Linked DNA regions of Mus musculus: region 1 is linked to region 2. A link is a contact called in ENCODE Hi-C or POLR2A ChIA-PET data. All regions are on one chromosome and are shown on one strand. The core of a region is the stretch at or near the end of the contact, and the rest is flanking DNA. Distances in the headings are between cores, read along the strand shown.

Region 1 (5,465 bases), core at 239-2,738, 72 kb before region 2:
ATTTGAGTCCTGATAAGGAAAGATCAACAAGATAAATTTTTAAAAAAACAGAAATGCAAATTAAAATGACTTTGAGATTCTATTTCACCCCAGTCAGACTGGCTAATATACAGACCAAAATAACATTAAATGCTATCTCAGATATAAGAAAGAGGCACTCACACAGAATTAATATTAATAACAACAAACAACCCAACCCAATTCCATGTTTAAAAAAATAAAACAGGCCACACCTGGCATAATGGCCTAGGCCTATAAGCCTAGTACTTGGAAGACTAACACAGGAGGATCCTGGCTTACAAGCCAGGTAGGATCCTGTTTCAAAACAAAAAGGTCCTATTTTCATTATAGATATCACTTTCAGCTGTGAACAACGCCAAGGCAGGACCTGCATCTGCATGCTGCTTCTGTTCCTGAAGCTGTCCCCATGTTGACTGACAATTGCTGCTTCTCTTTCTCATTAGTACTGCTTCTCTGGGCACAAATGACGGTCAGCTCCTACTGTCTACCTTGTGACTTTCTCAATATAATCTTTGATAGCCGGGCATAGTGGCTCACACCTGAAATCCCAGCACTATAAAGGCAGAGACAGGAGGCTCCCTGAAAAGTTGAGGCCAGCCTGGGCTACATAGTGAGTTCCAGGTCACAGAGTAAGACCTACTCTCCAAACCAAATGAACCAAATGAATACAAACCCACCAACTTTCACCAACGAAAACTCATATCCATCCTTTGTCAGCAAAATAGAAGAGGCTGGGCATGGAGGTGCAGGTTTTTAGTCCCAGCACTCACAGAGGCAGGTGAATCTCTGTGAGTTCAAGTCCACCCTGGTCTACATGTCAAGTTCCAGGGCAGCCAACCGTAGGAAAACCTTGTCTCAGAGTTGGGGTAGGGGAGGAGGAAGAGAAGACTAGGTTAGGGTATGACGATTATAGGTGGTCTCATCACCTAGTAGTCGGGATATAAAGCCTGGAGGATCCATAGTTAAAGGTGGTCCTGTGCTATATTAGTTTGTGACCAGGATGGTATATACAAGACCACACACAAACAAAATAGACACAGCAAGTCAAGGCTGAATGCTTTCTATTTTTTAATCACTCTCCCCTAGATAGTTTTTGGTGACAATAAGAGTTAAACAAAGTCGAGCGTGGTGGCTCACACCTTTAACCCCAGCACTCAGGAGGCAGAGGCAGGCAGATTTCTGAGTTCAAGGCCAGCCTGGTCTACAAAGTGAGTTCCAGGACAGCCAGGGCTATACAGAGAAACCTTGTCTCGAAACAAACAAACAAAAAAGAGTTAAACAAGCCTTATAGACTTTACAAACAAGTCCCTCTGATTATCACTGACTAACCACTACATGCCCTTCCCAAGACTGGATCCATGGAGGGGAAAAGAGAAATGCCCAGTACCAGGCAGCCACTGCTCCAGTGCTGTGAGGGGTTGGGTCGGAAAGCAAACCCTGGTCATCAATGGATCTGTAGTCCTTTTGTACAAATATCTGGCAAGGGTGACGTGGGGCCATTCCTCAGGGCACAGCTGTGGTAATGCTTACATGGAGGTTGGGCTTGGGCAGTAGTGCCCTCCCAGATTCTCCCTTCGGGCTTCTTGGAGGAAGGGACATGCAGCCGGAGGACCTCAGCTTGGCCTGACCCTGCTGTTAGGGACTCTGTCCCCGGTAACCATAAAGATGGCCTGTTTGTGGAGCTTCTCTTGGCCCAGCTGCTTCCTCTCCCTTCTCCTCCTCCTTCTCCTCCAGTTGTCATGCAGCTATGCAGGTAAGCATGCTCATTCCACCCCTGCAGAGACCTAGGAGCAGAAAGGGAGTGTCCTTGGCTAACCTCTTTTAATCATCCTCAAATGGCTATACAAACTTCCTGTTTATGCTTGGGTCTGTTGGCATAGTCTCTCTCCTTAAAGGCCTTCCTGACTTCTTGGGGGGGGGGGGCGGGTAAACCCAAACCTTTCCCTATTCATATGGTACTGGGAATTAAACTCAGGGCCTGGTGCAAGCTAAGTTCACAATTCACAACTAAGCTCTATCTGTAGCCCTAGTTTCGTTTCCTTTTTTCATCGTTCAAAAGAGGACACTAACTTCTTGGAGTTACCGTCAGAGTTAAGTGAGAGTATTTTTGTACTTTGCACATTAAGGCAATGCCTGTTTGTAGCAGATCTCAATAAATGTTTGTTGAGGGTCAGTGAGGTGGCTCAGTGGGCAAATGTGCTTGTCTCTAAGCCTGAATGCTAAAATGAAACAACACAAATAAAATAATATATTTAAAAACAAAAACAAAAACAAGTTGAGTTATAGCATCGAGTTATGTTTGAGAACTTGCTCTGCAGAATAAGGCAGAGATACAGGAGCCTGTTGTCCAACTAAAAGAAGAAATAAAGAAACCGCCCTAGTCCAGGCATCCTCTGTGGGCATCCTGGTATAAGGAAGAGCCCAGTTTGCTAGTAGCTGATTCTCACTGGGGAGATGTCCAGAGAAGTTTCCAGAGCTAGCATAAGGCTGAAGATACAAATGAAAAGAAGAGAATTAATACATAGGGGTTAGAGAGATGGCTTTGTGGTAAAGAGTATTACTTCTCTTATGGGAAACTGGAGTTTGATTACCGGCACCCACATCCATGGGGTGACTCCCAACAACCTAGAGCGCTGGGAAGCACTTAGAAGTAGTGGGCCACATGACAAGGAGGCAAGCATCTGAGCTGAGGAGTCAGAGATGAACATAGCTGGTAGAAAAGTGGAAGCCATTGTCAGATGATTTCATGGTGGAGCATTCTGTCCTAGACATTCAGAACATATCTTTTTTTTTTTTTTTTTTTTTTGGTTTTTCGAGACAGGATTTTTCTTTATAGCCCTGGCTGTCCTGGGACTCACTTTGTAGACCAGGCTGGCCTTGAACTCAGAAATCTGCCTGCCTCTGCCTCCCAAGTGCTGGGATTAAAGGCGTGCTCCACCACGCCCGGCTCAGAACATATCTTTTCCTAGAGACTGCTTACTTCATATTAGCTTAAAGTAAAAAAAAAAAAAAAAAGCCCTACTGAGGGTTCATGAATTCCATGTGATATTCCCAAACCTGGCCTGGTGGTGAACCCTTACTTATAATTGTAGCATTTGTGGGATGGAAGCAGAAGGACCAGAAATTCAAGTCAGTCTCAGCTACATGGAAGATTAAGGCCTGCTTGAACTATAAGCATGTCTTAAAAAAAAAAAAAATCAAATAATGAGGAGAGGTATTGAAGAGATGATTCAGCAGTTAAGTATGCTCGCTGCTCTTGCAGAAGATCCAAGGTAGGGGTCTCAGTACCATCATTTATGGGGTAGCTCACAGCTACCTGTAACCCCAACTCCAAGGGATCTCACAGCCTCTTATGGGTTCCAAGAGTAGCTGCACAAAGGTGACATAGAGTCACCCACTCTGATACAGAGGCAAAACCTTTACCAAAAAAATTGAGTGTCCTAAGCTAAGCACAGTGGCACATGCTCATAATTCCAGCACTTAAAAAGGCGAGACAGGAGGATTGCTATGAGTGCAAGACCAATCTGCACTACAGAGCAAGATCCTTTCTCAAAATTAATAAATAGGGGCTCAAGAGATGACTCCGTGGTAAAGAGTATATACTTCACTTACAAAGGACTGGAGATGGGGGGGGGGGGGGAGGTGACAAATGCCTCTGGCCTCTGAAGTCACCTGCACTCATGTGTGTACTGATACACACACACACACACACACACACACACACACACACTTTAAAATAAAACAAACCACTGAGTGTGGTGGTATACAGCTTTGATCCTAGCACTTGGGAGGCAAAGGCAGGCAGATCTCTGTGAGTTCTAGCCCAGCCAGGGCTACACAGTGAGATCCTGTCTCAAAAATAAAATAAAAATGAAAAATGTTTCCTTCCTCACCCTTTTTGGGGGGGGGAGGGGGGAAAGGGTTTCTCTGAATAGCCCTGGCTGTCCTGGAACTCATTTTGTAGACCAGGCTGGCCTCGAACTCAGAAGTCCGCCTGCCTCTGCCTCCCAAGTGCTGGGATTAAAGTTGTGCGCCACCACCGCCCGGCCCTCTCACCCTTTTTGAAGCAGCCTTCTTATGATGGATGAATTTGTCACATCTGATACTTGTTGTTGTTATTTTTTCCCACTCTTGTGTCTTGGACAGGACAATTCAGAGTGATAGGACCAGGGTATCCCATCCGGGCTTTAGTTGGGGATGAAGCAGAGCTGCCGTGCCGCATCTCTCCTGGGAAAAATGCCACGGGCATGGAGGTGGGTTGGTACCGTTCTCCCTTCTCAAGAGTGGTTCACCTCTACCGAAATGGCAAGGACCAAGATGCAGAGCAAGCACCTGAATACCGGGGACGCACAGAGCTTCTGAAAGAGACTATCAGTGAGGGAAAGGTTACCCTTAGGATTCAGAACGTGAGATTCTCAGATGAAGGAGGCTACACCTGCTTCTTCAGAGACCACTCTTACCAAGAAGAGGCAGCAATGGAGTTGAAAGTGGAAGGTGAGTCCTCCAAGGTCAAATGACCTGTAGGATAGTTGACCTCCCTTCATCCTTCGGCTGAGATAAGGTTTTTCTACCCAAACTTGTCACTTCTGAGATCAAATCCAAAGGAACAGACACGTCAGTAAACAGGGATGCCTATGTTATGGCTGTTGGTTATTTTGTTATTTGAATTGGGAAAGAAACTGGAATCAAAGTCCCTTTTCATGGCTAAGAAGGTGACATTAGATAAAAAGATGATATCTAAGCTAGACAAATGCTCTTGCACTTCGGTTTTTATTTTATTTTGTTTTTGTTTTTGTTTTTTTTTTAATTTTTTTATTTTTTTTTTTTTGGTTTTTCGAGACAGGGTTTCTCTGTGTAGCCCTGGCTGTCCTGGAACTCACTCTGTAGACCAGGCTGGCCTCAAACTCAGAAATCCTCCTGCCTCTGCCTCCCAAGTGCTGGGATTAAAGGCGTGCGCCACCACACCCGGCCAGGTAGCTCTTCTTTTTGACTATCTGGCTTTTTAAGTGATGGCTTTTTAACATGTAGACCTGGCTGGCCTGGAACTCATTATATAGACCAGGTTAGCCTCAGACTCACAATGGTCTTCCTGTCTCTGCCTCCTAAAGAGCTGGGAGCTGGGATTAAATGCATGTGTTGCCACAACTAGCTTTTTGTTTTGTTTTGTTTTGGTTTGGTTTTGGTTTTTCGTTTTTTCGAGACAGGGTTTCTCTGTATAGCCCTGGCTGTCCTGGAACTCACTTTGTAGACCAGGCTGGCCTCGAACTCAGAAATCTGCCTGCCTCTGCCTCCCAAGTGCTGGGATTAAAGGTGTGCGCCACCACCGCCTGGCACAACTAACTTTTTATATATATATAACTTGGGCAATCCTCCATCCTTAGCCTCTGAAGTGCTGGCACTAAAAGCATGAGTCACTATGCTCAGCTTAAAATGATTGCTTTAGA
Region 2 (5,295 bases), core at 1,603-4,102:
CTAGGGAATCTGCGTACTTCATAGTAATAATTAGATATCAGTTATTAGATATTCTTTTTGGTTAAATATAACGAGTCTTCTTCCTCCATAGGTTTCAGGAAAAGGAAGATTCTTGACCCTTTTTTCTGGCAACCCAGCAACAATCCTTTCCTTCTCTCGGAAGTGAAGATACTCGTCTTTGATGCCTCCTTGGTCCCCTCCGGCTACCATGCTTTGTTCTCAGAATAAGATCGTCGACCCAGAATACTCCTTTCCCTTTTGAATTTACTAAAGTTATTTTTCTATGAAGCCTTGATGTTATGTGTGTTACTCTTAATCATTTATTCTGGTCAGGCTGGTGATATATGCCCTGTAATCCCAGCACTTCACAGATACAGTGTGAGCTATATCACGACATGACTAAAAACTAAAAAATAACAATAATCGGTCTTATTCCAAAGGAAATTTAGGTGAAGTAGAGATATAGATATAAAAAAAGAAAAAACTATAATAAAATGATGGAGTCTGGAATGAGGTTTTTATGGGTCTAAGAGATTCCCCATGACCATAAACAAATTAATAAGAGTCTTTATTAAATACTCATGGCACCAAGATTGCAATTGAGAGCATTCCCAAGAAGCAGCATCAAAGCTTATAAAGTTAGAAACCACCAGATTACATATATTCTGTCTACACATAGGCAGAGTCTAATTTTAGCATATGTCTTGCAGTTAGTTGTCTTAGCCATTGAGCAGAATAGGTAAATTTGATTACAAAAGCAGAAATAGTCTTATGGCCTATTATCTTGCTAGAATAGCAAATTTTACAAGAGCAGTCAATTTAATTTTTTTTTTTTCTGCAAGTATAACAGAGTATCATTAATAGTGTCCGGGACTGGTGCCTGCCCATGGGATGGGTCTCAAGTTGGACAGGGTTATTGGTTGGCCATCCCTTAGCCTCTGCTCCATCCCCTGTGCCTGCCTTTCTTATAGACAGAACAAATATCAGGTTCAAAGTTTTGTGGGTGGATTGGTGTGTCTTGATCCACTGAGGTCCTGCCTGACTACAGAGGTAGGTTCTTCAGATTCCATGTCCCTGATGTGTGAATCACGGCTAAGGTCACCTCCACTGACTCTTGGGTGCCTCCTCTATCCCAGGTCTCTGCCTCATCCTGGGAAGTTCTCCCCCAACCCCTCACCCCTGCTAGTTGCAGATTTCCATTCATTTTCATGGCCATCTAGCCAACTCTTCCTGTCCTTCCCCACACTGGATCCTGACTCCACCCTATTCCTTTCCCCATTGCCCCACCTTCCCAGTTCCCTTCCTCCATCTGACTTATGACTATTCCCCCTTCGAAATGAGATTCAAGAGTCCTCACTTGGGCCATGGAGTGTACTGTGGTACCTGTATTTTGTGGATAATATCCACTTATAATGAGTACATACCATGCTTCTTGTCCTCTGAGAGGCTCCACCCAGCTGCTCACTCAAGATACAGATACCCATAGCCAAACACTGGAAGGAGCTTGGGGACTCTTATAGAAGAATAGAAAGAAGGATTTCAAGTCCCAAAGGGAATAAGAACATCATAGGAAGACCAAATGAGTCAACTAACCCTTAGGACTCTCAGAATCTGAACTACCAAGCAAAGAGCATACATGGGCTGGACCTAGTCCTCCCCTCACATATGTAGCAGATGTGCAACTTGGTTGTCATGCGGGTCCCAAACAACTGGATCAGGGACAATCCCAAAAGCTGTTGCTTGTACATGGGACAGGTTCTTCTAGCTGGGCTGCCTTGTCTAGCCTCAGTGGGAGAGGAAGCACCTAGTGTCGCTGAGATTTGAAGTGTCAGGGTGTGGGGATAGCCAGGGGGATCCCACCCAACTCAGAGAAGGGGATGGGGATGGGGGAAGGATTGTGGGAGGGAGTACCTGGGAGAGGGGCAGTGAACAGGGTGTAAAGTGAATAATAATAATAATAAAATAATTCTTTGTTGGGTGGTGGTGGTGGCCTTTGATCCCAACACTGGAGGAGGCATAAGCAGGTAAGTTTCTGAATTTGAGGCCAGTCTGGTCTACAGAGAGAGTTCCAAAAGGGCCAAGGCTACACAAAGAAACCCTATTTGGGAAAACAAAACAAAACAAACAAACAAACAAACAAACAAACAAAAAAAAACCTTCAATGTCTGGTTAAAAGAGGTAGGCGGGCTGCCACGACAGTTTGTACAAGCTAGGAGCTTACAAATTAGAGCCCCCTCCCCCCGTTTGGACTCTCGAGCATAGTAAGCCTAAATGAAAACCATTACAAGGACAATACAAAAAAGATGCACTTATATGTATTATACATATATCTTATCTAAATCTAGTTTCTCATTGTAAGGAAACAAAAACTGGTATTTTTGGATGGATAGTGGAGAGATTTAACAAAATTTAACCAGATGAATTTGGATTTGTTACTCTGCCCCCTGCATCTAACCTTTGCATTCCTCAAACTGGGAGCTAAATGGTAATCTAGGTGTTTCAGGCTTTAATCTTAGGGCCTACTACAGTCAAAAAATTTCAGGTTTAGTGTACCTTCACTGGGATATCAACAAACAGGGAGACGGCTAGAACCCAGTGTATTTCCTGCTCCTGGAAAACCGCTCCTTGACAGAATGATAAAAAGGAATTTGGAGATAGCTCCCTGTCCCACCTAATTTTTTCACCTAAGCTTATGGATACAGCAGATAGGGTAAGGATTCTAGGCACACAGACCTCATCCTTTCAGCACAACGGCCTCGAGTTGACCAGCCAATGAACTTAAGCCTTGCCTAGCCCCACCCCCCCCACTATGACATCACTTCTGCCAACCTCAGCGTCTGCGCACTATTGCATTACGGCGGAACTATTCTGGCGACGCCTGCTTTGACCCAGGCGGTGGTGGGGAAGGGAAACTGTGTTCTGCAGGATGCGTCACAACCGGAAGTGAAAGGCCGGAAGTGGGGTTGGACAGGTTTTCCCCAGGGGTGGGGAAGCAGAGGCCGTGGAGGAGTAGGGGAGATTAAGAAGCTAGAGCATCCTGGCCTCTACTCCGAGTCTTGTACCGGTTCTCTTAGATCTCTGAGGCTCAGAAAAAGGAAAGGGTGTCTCATCCCGCTTTCTCGCTTTTCGCTTTAGCCATGGCGGAGACAGGGGCCGGGATAAGTGAGACCGTCACTGAGACAACGGTTACTGAGACAACGGTTACCGAGACAACCGAGCCAGTGAGAAAGGCGGGCAGGGGGTCTATTTAGGGGTCTGGGAGGCACTGGGAGGGGGAGGGGGGTTTGGAAAGTTGGTGGGTTTGGGATCTGGGACATCATGTGGGGTTTACTCTTATTGGGAAAATCGCAAGGAACTAAATAGAGATGCTTGGAGCCGCTCAAATGGTTCAAGTGACTGGTCAAGGATTGTTTAATCCGTAGTTACAATTAGAGTATAGGTGTTAAGGCTTGGGGTGGTGGTCTATGTACGTAATAAACGGAAACTGGGTTAAGGAGCCAGAAAGGTACTGGGAGGAAGTGAAACGCCATTTGAGAAGGCGTGGTTTTGGAGGCAAATGTACAGAACGAGTACTTACCAATAGTGCTTACCAATAGATAGTCATGGAATGGGTGCGTGTTAAAGCGGAGGAAATGAGGAAACAAGAAAATAAGGTGAAGTGTGTTTTGGCAGATCAGGGAGGAGAGAAGCAAATGAGCAAACAACTTTTGCAAAAACAAATTGCTTTCAAAGGGAGAAAGATGCGTTGGGTTTGACAATGTCTGGGTTGAAGGAGATTAGTAGTTTAGCAGTTATTACCAGAGATGCCAGAATGTTAAAGAATAAGTGGATAGGATTAGGGAGCCCTGGGCTTGAAGATGAGAGAAGAAAGAATGAAGGCTTTTTTGTAGAAGGAGGGTTTTGGATATTTGTTTTATTTTGATATGTGTGTGTGTGTGTGTGTGTGTGTAGGCCTGAAGTTAACCTCAGATGTCTGAGACATGGTCTATATTTATTTATTTATTTATTTACTTATGATACAGAGTCATTGTGCCTGGAGCTGGCCAAATAGGCTAGTCTGGCTAGCAAGAGATCTGCCTTTTTGCACCACCACCACCACCACATTTGACTTTTTGTTGTTGTTTTTGTTCCCGTGGATACAAGGGATCAAACTCAGGTCTTCATGCTTGCACCAAAAGAGCTTTACCAACAGAGATGTCTCCCCATCCCTGCTTTATTTTATTTTATTTTTTTCTGAGAAAATAGCTATACCATGTTGCAGAGGCCATTTCAGTCTCCCAAGTGCTGAGATTACATACCTCAGTCTCTTTAGAACATGAATAAGAGGTGTGAAGAAGAAAGTGAGATCAAAGGCCAGTCACAGGAAAGGGAGAAAATAACATTCATATATTAATGCCACCAAGGGTGATAGCGTTGGTTGTATCTTAGTTTGCCAATTTGCTGGCACCTTCCCTAGTTTAAGAATTGCCTTCTTTGCATACTATTGGTTATCAAGAACAGGGATTCATACTCTCCACAAACAGGCTGTCCTGCCTCTCCAGGGGCATGATGTGTGTTACTGACTGAGCCAGGGAAGAGAAAAAAGGAGGTTCCATAGGAAACAGGAAAAATCAAGAGGAAGTGAGTCAGATGGGCCCACACCTCTTTTAACTTTTCAGGAGAATCAGAGCCTAACTATGAAACTTCGGAAACGCAAGCCAGAGAAGAAGGTGGAGTGGTCCAGTGACACTGTGGACAATGAGCATATGGGGCGACGCTCGTCGAAATGTGAGTGTGGGTGGCCCAGTGTCCCTGGCCACCATCTCACTGTTGCTTTATAGCTCTATCGAGTTCTTGGTTGGAAAGAAAAATAGGTGGGAATAAAACTATGCGGTACCAACTGCCTGGAGTTAGGGGTGGGGGCGGGGGCAAGCCATGGCAGAATGGGAGTCAGGTTTTTCCGACTCTCTCTTGAATTCCTGGGGGAAGAGGCTAAGGCAGCTGGATTCCAGAAAAGTAGGGAGAGGTTTTCACACAGATCTGGTGGAAATGAAACTGACTGAACACTGCTCTTCATCCTTCTTAGCTGGCTTTCTCTCTCTCCATTCAGGCTGCTGTATTTATGAGAAGCCTCGGGCCTTTGGCGAGAGCTCCACCGAGAGTGATGAGGATGAAGAAGAAGGCTGTAGTCATAAGCACTGTGTACGGGGTCACCGCAAAGGACGGCGTCCTACAACCCCAGCACCCACCCCAACCACTCCTCCACAGCCTCCTGATCCCTCTAAGCCCCCTCCAGGACCTATGCAGCACTAAATC

What was found. A loop is a pair of places that touch in the nucleus more often than their neighbours do. ChIA-PET counts read pairs that join two places held with the same protein, here RNA polymerase II (POLR2A).
Region 1: a loop to region 2 is called in a map of T-helper 17 cell, with 2.1 times the contacts of the local background. The contact joins the promoter of Mog here to the promoter of Ppp1r11 in region 2. A Hi-C loop is called at or near these places in 1 of 37 maps with a recorded cell type or tissue (T-helper 17 cell). POLR2A ChIA-PET finds 5 or more read pairs at or near these places in 2 of 5 experiments (Patski and embryonic stem cell).

Annotation. Positions count from the first base shown.
Region 1 is chr17:37,019,421-37,024,885 of GRCm38, reverse strand. Mog (myelin oligodendrocyte glycoprotein) reads left to right here and starts at 1,488. Exons shown (of 8, transcript NM_010814.2): 1 at 1,488-1,774; 2 at 4,168-4,515. The coding sequence starts at 1,687.
Region 2 is chr17:36,949,349-36,954,643 of GRCm38, reverse strand. Ppp1r11 (protein phosphatase 1, regulatory inhibitor subunit 11) reads left to right here and starts at 2,852. Exons shown (of 3, transcript NM_029632.3): 1 at 2,852-3,221; 2 at 4,659-4,767; 3 at 5,090-5,295. The coding sequence starts at 3,138. The coding sequence ends at 5,292. It overlaps Znrd1 (zinc ribbon domain containing 1), which reads left to right. Exons shown (of 5, transcript NM_001355422.1): 5 at 92-286. The coding sequence ends at 116.